2 separate regions of the Homo sapiens genome follow, and region 2 is linked to region 1. A link is an interaction called in ENCODE POLR2A ChIA-PET data of the cell type or tissue named here. Cell type or tissue: OCI-LY7. All regions are shown on one strand. Region 1 overlaps NIM1K (NIM1 serine/threonine protein kinase). Region 2 overlaps ANXA2R-OT1 (ANXA2R overlapping transcript 1).

What was found. ChIA-PET counts read pairs that join two places held together with the same protein. Peaks named below come from ENCODE experiments on the same cell type or tissue, not always from the same donor. Only the 100,000 strongest peaks of a DNase experiment are listed, where the experiment ranks them.
Region 2: POLR2A ChIA-PET joins it to region 1 with 6 read pairs; 4 of 35 experiments call an interaction of 5 or more read pairs at or near these places.

Annotation. Positions count from the first base shown.
Region 1 is chr5:43,219,455-43,223,454 of GRCh38, reverse strand. The region is part of intron 1 of NIM1K (NIM1 serine/threonine protein kinase); the gene reads right to left. Among named protein-coding and RNA genes, the nearest start is that of NIM1K, 29 kb to the right of the region's middle. In OCI-LY7, no CTCF peak of the experiment used is centred here; a DNase peak (open chromatin) is centred at 1,734.
Region 2 is chr5:43,059,388-43,063,387 of GRCh38, reverse strand. The region is part of intron 2 of ANXA2R-OT1 (ANXA2R overlapping transcript 1); the gene reads left to right. Among named protein-coding and RNA genes, the nearest start is that of ANXA2R-OT1, 6.1 kb to the left of the region's middle. In OCI-LY7, no CTCF peak of the experiment used is centred here; no DNase peak of the experiment used is centred here.

The sequences.
Region 1 (4,000 bases):
CCTTAATAATTATGTCAATAACAGTTAGCTCTTATATAACACATTTTATGTGGTAGGCATTATTCTAGATACTGTATGTGTATTAACTATTTAATCCTTACAAGAATTTTAGAAGGTAGGTGCTAATATATCAGGTTTACAGAACAGGGAGCTTTAGTCAGCACAAGGAGATGCTATCAGGTGACTCTCCCCAGCTGGGATTCAAGCCCAGGCAGGGAGGCCCCAGCCTCAGGGTTCTTAAGCACCACTGTGTGCTATATAGTTATTTCCTGAATGTTTTTATAACAACCTAACTTTTTTTTTTTTTTTTTTTTTTGAGATGGAGTCTCGCTCTGTTGCCACGGCTGGAGTGCAGTGGCACGATCTCGGTTCACTGCAACCTCTGCCTCCCAAGTTCAAGCGATTCTCCTGCCTCAGCCTCCGGAGTAGCTGGGATTACAGGCATGCACCACCACGCCAGGCTAATTTTTGTATTTTTAGTAGAGATGGGGTTTCGCCGTGTTGGTCAGGCTGGTCTCAAACTCCTGACCTCGTGATCTGCCCACCTCGGCCTCCGAAAGTTCTGGGATTACAGGCGTGAGCCACTGTGCCCAGCACAATCTAACATTTTTTTAATGTCCAGGATTTAATACTTGGTATAAGGTAAGCTGAACACTTTGATATATGCTGTCTCTAGCCTGCTACAAAGCAGGCTTTCTTTTTTCTTTTTTCTTTTTTTTTTAAGGGACAGGCTCACTCTGTCGCCCAGGTTGGAGTACAGTAGCAAGATCATAGTTCACTGCAGCCTCGAACTCCTGGGCTAAAGTGATCCTTCAGTCTCAGCCTCCCAAGTAGCTGGGACTAAAGGCATTCACCACCATGCTCGGCTAGTTTTTTTTCTTCATTTTTTGTATAGATGGGGTCCCTCTGTGTTGCCCAGTATTGACTTTGACTCTTGGGCTTAAGCAATCCTCCCACTGCGGCCTCCCAAAGTGCTAAGATTACAGGTGTGAGCCACCACACCTGGCCCAAAGTAGGCTTTTGATAAATGTTTCAGGGGTGAATGAATGAGTAAATAAATGTGGAATACCACAGGTTTTCTCTCAGTTGCCTTAGTCTATCACTAATAGTTTTCTTCTCTCTCTTCTCACTGCCCACCCAGCAACCCACCAATTTGATTATTATAAATTCATCCTGTCTTTCCTCTGCTCTGTCCTAAACCATAAGATCGTATTTCTCACCCTTCAGTGATTGGACATCCTGCTCAGAATTCACAAAGGGAGCTGACAATCCCCTGGGGAATGTGGGACATAAGGCAAGGCCAGAACTTTTTCACAAACAAAATAGATGGCCTCAGGACCTCAGAAGCAGCACCAGTATAGAGCCATAATAGACACTGAGTGAGCCAGAGGTAGTGTCTGTCCACTTGGAAAGCAAAGGGACTGAAACTCTCATGCCTCCTCCTCCAAGATCTGCACTAACCACAGAATGCTTCATCCGTTTATTCAACATTTACTGAGCATCTACTACATGCTAAGCACTGTGCTGGGCATAAAATGCATAAGACATAGTTCCTGTCCTCAAGGAGCTACTTGTATCGGTTAAGATTAGCCTAAAGCTGCCTGCTTAAATATTCTAAGTTCAGCCTAATGGTTTCTCTGTAATAGTGAACTGTAACCTAACTAAATGCATAAATAGATCAACCTACCCTTGTGCCAGTCATCAAGTTTCAACCAATCAAAGGCAGCCAACTGTTCAAACTGTGTTCAAACAGGGCAAACGCTGTATAACCAATCCGGCTGTTTCTGTACCTCACTTCCGTTTTCTGTGCATCACTTTCCTTTTTCTATTCATAAATCTTCTTTGATCACACAGCTGCCCTGGAGCCTCTCTGAACCTGTTCTTATTCGGGGGCTGCCCAATTGGAGAATTGGTCTTTGCTCAATTAAACTCTTTAAATTTAATTCATCTAAGGTTTTTCTTTTCTTTTCTATCTTTTTCCTTTTCTTTTTTTTTTTTTTTTTTTTTGAGACAGTCTCACTCATCACCCAGGCTGGAGTGCAGTGGCGCAGTCTTGGCTTACTGCAACCTCTGCCTCCCAGGTTCAAGCAATTCTCATGCCTCAGCCTCCTGAGTAGTTGGAATTACAGGTATGCACTACCACACCCAGCTCAGGTTTCATTATGTTGGCCAAGCTGGTCTCGAACTCCTGACGTCAAGTGATCGGCCCACCACAGCCTCCGAAAGTGCTGGGATTACAGGCATGAGCCACAGCACCCAGCCTAAGGTTTTTCTTTTGACAAATCAGAAAGGCACTCTTCTCTCTGCCCCATCAACACCACAACTCACTTAACAGTATTCTCTTAATCTCTTATTTATCTCCACACCTTATTGGGACTCGCTGTGAGTTCATTTATTAATGTCTATATGGAGATCATCATTCATTCATTTGTGTATCAAGAGAGCACCAATATGTGGCAGACACTGTTCCAGGAGAGGGGATGTCATGAGGGCAGAGCAGAGGGCATCTCTGCACTCTCGGGACTTATCATGACCGCCCTATGCTTACTGCCTTCTTCTCTCATGTCCCCCCTATGCTTACTACCTTCTTCTCTCGGCTTCTTCAAAGCACTTAACATTATATAAAGTAATCATTATAACTATGTGTCATATTTTTAACATATACAGATGTAATACACATAACAATAATGGCATAACAAAGGAAAAGAGGAAATGGAGCTGCAAAGGAATAAAGTTTCTGGATCCCACTGAAATGAAGTTAGTATAAATCTAAACTAGGTTTTGATTAAGTTAAAATTTATATTGTATGCCTTAGAGCAAATGTTAAGAAAATAAAAATATATAACTACAAAATAATTAAAGAGAGCCACCGTGGGCCAGGCGCAGTAGCTCACGCCTGTAATCCCAGCACTTTGGAAGGCCAAGGCGGGCGGATCACCTGAGGTCAGGAGTTTGCGATCAGCCTGGCCAATGAAACTCTGTCTCTATTAAATATACAAAAATTAGCCAGTCGTGGTGGTGCCCACCTGTAATCTCAGCTACTCGGGATGCTAAGGCAGGAGAATCGCTTGAACCTGGGAGGTGAAGGTTGCAGTGTGCTGAGATGGTGCCACCGCACTATAGCCTGGGTGAGACTCCATCTCCAAAAAAAAAAAAAAAAAGAGATACCCACATGCAGAAGAATAAAGTTAGACCTTTACCTTAGACCATAAACAAAATTTAATTCAAGATGCATTAAAGACCTAAATGTAAGAGCTAAAGATATAAAACTCTTGGATGAAAACATAGGCATAAATCTGCACAACCTTGGATTAGGCAATTGTTTCTTAGATATGAAACCAAAAATACAAAAATATAAGCAATAAAAGAAAAAATACATAAACTGGGCATTATCAAAATTTAAAAATCGTATGCATCAAAGGACACAATTGGCTGGGCACGGTGGCTCACGCCTGTAATCCCAACACTTTGGGAGGCCGAGGTGGGCGGATCACGAGGTCAGGAGTTCAAGACCAGCCTGGCCAACATAGTGAAACCCTGTCTCTATTAAAAATAGAAAAATTAGCCGGGTTTGGTAGCACACGCCTGTAGTCCCAGCTACTCACTCGGGCGGCTGAGGCAGGAGAATCGCTTGAACCCAGGGGGCGGAGGTTGCAGTGAGCTAAGACTGCACCATTGCACTCCAGCCTGTGGGCGACAGAGCCAGACTCCATCTCAAAAAAAAAAGACACAATCAAGAAAGTGTAAAGATAATTCACAGAACAGGAAACGTTTTTGCAAATTGTGTGTCTAATAAGGTACTTGTATTTGTATATGGAATCTGTAAGTAACACAACTCAATAATTGTTTTAATATCACCTGATATCATTTGGATATTTGTCCCCTCCAAATCTCATGTTGAAATTTGATCCCCAGGACAGGTATGGTGGCTCACATCAGCAATCCCAGCACTTTGGGAGGCTGAGGTGGGAGGATCACTTGAGCCCAGGAGTTTGAGACC
Region 2 (4,000 bases), 160 kb after region 1:
ATTTTTAAAATGTTAATTTTTTCCAAATTCCATCCTGCCACCTTTCTTTTCTTTTCTTTCTTTCTCTCTCTTTCTTTTTCCTTCCTTCCTTCCTTCCTTCCTTCCTTCCTTCCTTCCTTCCTTCCTTCCTTCCTTCCTTCCTTCCTTCCTTCCTTCCTTCCTTCCTTCCTTCCTTCCTTCCTTCCTTCCTTCCTTCCTTCCTTCCTTCCTTCCTTCCTTCCTTCCTTTCTTTTCGACGGAGTTTTACTCCTGTTGTCCAGGCTGGAGTACAATGGCGAGATCTCGGCTCACTGCAACCTCCGCCCCACCCCCTCCCCGGGTTCAAGCAATTCTCCTGCCTGGGACTACAGACGCGGGCCACCATGCCCGGCTAATTTTGTATTTTTAGTAGAGACGGGGTTTCTCCATGTTGGTCAGGCTGGTCTCGAACTCCTGACCTGAGGCGATCGGCCCGCCTCGGCCTCCCAAAGTGCTGGGATTACAGGCGTGAACCACCGCGCCCAGCCCATCCTGCCTTTTTTTTTTTTTTTTTTTTTTTTTTTGAGCCAGAGTCTCGCTGTTTCCCAGGCTGGAGTGCAGTGGCGCGATCTCCGCTCACTGCAAGCTCCGCCTCCCGTGTTCACGCCAATCTCCTGCCTCAGCCTCCCGAGTAGCTGGGACTACAGGTGCCCGCCAACACGCCCGGCTAATTTTTTTTTTTTTTTTTTTTTTTGTATTTTTAGTAGAGACAGGGTTTCACCGTGTTAGCCAGGATGGTCTCGATCTCCTGACCTCGTGATCCGTCTGCCTCAGCCTCCCAAAGTGCTGGGATTATAGGCATGAGCCACCGTGCCCGGCCCCATCCTGCCTTCTAAAACCATCTCGTCATATTCTCAAATCTTTCTGACCCTGTATGCTATATTTTCTGATATCCTTTTAAATTTTCTTACCTTTTCCTGTTATTTCCTTTTTATGCAATTCTTCTTTATAGAATTGTAGAGTTTAGCAGTTTTCTCATTTTGCTTTTGTTGCACCTGATTTTTAAATTTTCCTTTCCTTTAAGATTGATTTATTTCCAGCAATCGGATTCCATGGTGCCCTCAAAGCCCTCATCTCTATGGCTAACATAGGAGATGAAAGCTCAGTTCCCACAATACCCAAACACCAGCCACTAGAAGAATCAATGAAGAGAGGGAGAGAAAGAAAAGCAGAGTGTTAGACTTCAGAATAAGAAGTGAGAATGGTCACATGGGAAGCCTGCTTCATATCCAAATCCTAAAAACACTTTCCAATTCCACTTTGACAATTTATTGCCATTTTCTTATACTGATAATTGGTATTTAATTAATCTAACAAGAAGTACAAGGCAAAGACAGTTTTATTCCCACGTTCCATTCAGATTATAGCACCTAAGCTCCTTTATATTCAAATTCAGAACTGTCACTGTGTGAAAAAAAAAAAAAAAAAGTCTTCATAGCTAGACCAAATTAATGCCAACACCAAGTTTCTGGGTTTTAGTTTCTGACATCTAAGGTGACAGAAAAGTTTCAAAGTCCAAAGGGTGATTGCTACTGCATGTTTTTTTTATCACTTTCTGAAGACAACCATTTTTCTGTGCCTGACACACTGCATGTTGAAGCTATGAGGATGCATAAATCTTTTTCCTGGGATACCTGCAGCTTGAAGGAGTGAGTCTCAGATGCTGCAGGCCCGGAGCTGGGTAGAGATTGTGAGAGAATAGCCTCCTTGGGCCAAGTATGCACCGGTGATGTACTTGAGCCTTCAGTGTTGCTAGATCTTGAAGTTTTGCTGAATATTTGGTTTTGCTGGATCCAATCCATGTGGATTTTTGAGGTGGGCGGGCCCCACATTGGCAGAATTATGCAACTGCCTGAGAATGCCTGACCTGGAGCTGATGCCCTGAAATGCCATGGTTGTCAATTCAAAAGGCACAGGGCTGGGGGTCTTCCTCATGGCTCCCTAAATTTAATTTCCACCTCCACCCTGTAAACGTAAACTTCAGACCATTGAAGGAATATTTATTGATGGTTGTTCTCTGCTCTCAGCAGGGAGGCCAAGCTCAGTTTCAAGAGAATCCCAGGACAGTGGAGCACTGTCCCTTCCCACCCTGGTGATATCCATAGCTATTCAAAGGCTCCCTGGAGTTCAGCCTCCAGCTCTGATCTGGGTCCCAGTCCCTTTCATGCCCCTGCCCACCTGTATGTGTTTCCAATCCTGACTCCACCAACCTCAAATCTATTTCACAAGTGGAGAATACAGAAGAATGCTTTAATCCTCATGTACAAAGAACTATGAATTCTAAGAAGATCTAAAAGTAGAGTTCCTTAGCACATTGTTGATTATGCAGATAGAATTTTTCCAATTGAAAAACCTTGAAGGCGTTCAGAAGATGAAGAACAAAATATGGAAGGATGTCTACTGCAGAGACTTCCAGCTCAAGGCAGGGCACAGTCCTATGAAGGTTCCCCAAGAACAGCATGAGTGCTCCCACTGAGGTGCATGGGCTTCTTCTAGGGCATTGTTATAAAGGAGTGGTGCCATGAACCATGACCAAGACCGGGGTTCCTTTCTTTTCTGGGTTCCAGTCTGTCCTAAGCCTTAGTTTTCAGCAATTTCTTGTGGGCAGCCTGGGCTCTGCTCTAGGCATCTATCTGTCCAGCTTCACAGGTTGGCATGTCCTGGCTGGGTCATGGCCCATTGTGTTGTGTTGTCTATAGGATGCACTTATTTTTCTTTTTACTTTTTTTTTTGTTTATAGGCTATTTATTGAGAAGTTGTTTTCTAAAATGCTACTTTCTTTTTAAAATTTTTTTATTATACTTTTAAGTTCGAGTGTACATGTGCACAATGTGCAGGTTTGTTACATACATATACATGTGCCAAGTTGGTGTGCTGCACCCATTAACTCATCATTTACATTAGATATTCCTCCCAATGTTATCCCTCCTCCCTCCCCCCACCCCATGACAGGCCTGGGTGTGTGATATTCCCTACCCTGTGTCCAAGTGTTCTCATTGTTCAATTCCCACCTATGAGTGAGAGCGTGTAGTGTTTGGTTTTCTGTCCTTGTGGTAGTTTGCTCAGAATGATGGTTTCCAGTTTCATCCATGTCCCTGCAAAGGACATGAACTCATCCTTTTTTATGGCTGCATAGTATTCCATGGTGTATATGTGCCACATTTCCTTAATCCAGTCTATCATTGATGGACATTTGGGTTGGTTACAAGTCTTTGCTATTGTAAATAGTGCTGCAGTAAACATACATGTGCATGTGTCTTTATAGTAACATGATTTATAATCCTTTGGGTATATACCCCGTAATGGGATGGCTGGATCAAATGGTATTTCTAGTTCCAGATCCTTGAGGAATCACCACACTGTCTTCCGCAATGGTTGAACCAATTCACACTCCCATCAACAGTGTAAGAGTGTTCCTGTTTCTCCACATCCTCTCCAGCATCTGTTGTTTCATGACTTTTTAATGATCGTCATTCTAACTGGTGTGAGATGGTATCTCATTGTGGTTTTGATTTGCATTTCTCTGATGACCAGTGATGATGAGCATTTCTTCATGTGTCTGTTGGCTGCATAAATGTCTTCTTTTGAGAAGTGTCTGTTCATATCCTTTGCCCACTTTGTGATGGGGTTGTTTGATTTTTTCTTGTAAACTTGTTTAAGTTCTTTGTAGATTCTGGATATTAGCCCTTTGTCAGATGGGTAGATTGCAAAAATTTTCTCCCATTCTGTAGGTTGCCTCTTCACTCTGATGGTGGTTTCTTTTGCTGTGCAGAAGCTCTTTAGTTTAATTAGATCCCATTTGTCAATTTTGGCTTTTGTTGCCATTGCTTTTGGTGTTTTAGTCATGAAGTCATTGCCCATGCTTGTGTCCTGAATGGTATTGCCTAGGTTTTCTTCTAGGGTTTTTATGGTTTTTAGGTCTAATATTTAAGTCTTTAATCCATCTTGAATTAATTTTTGTATAAGGTGTAAGGAAAGGATC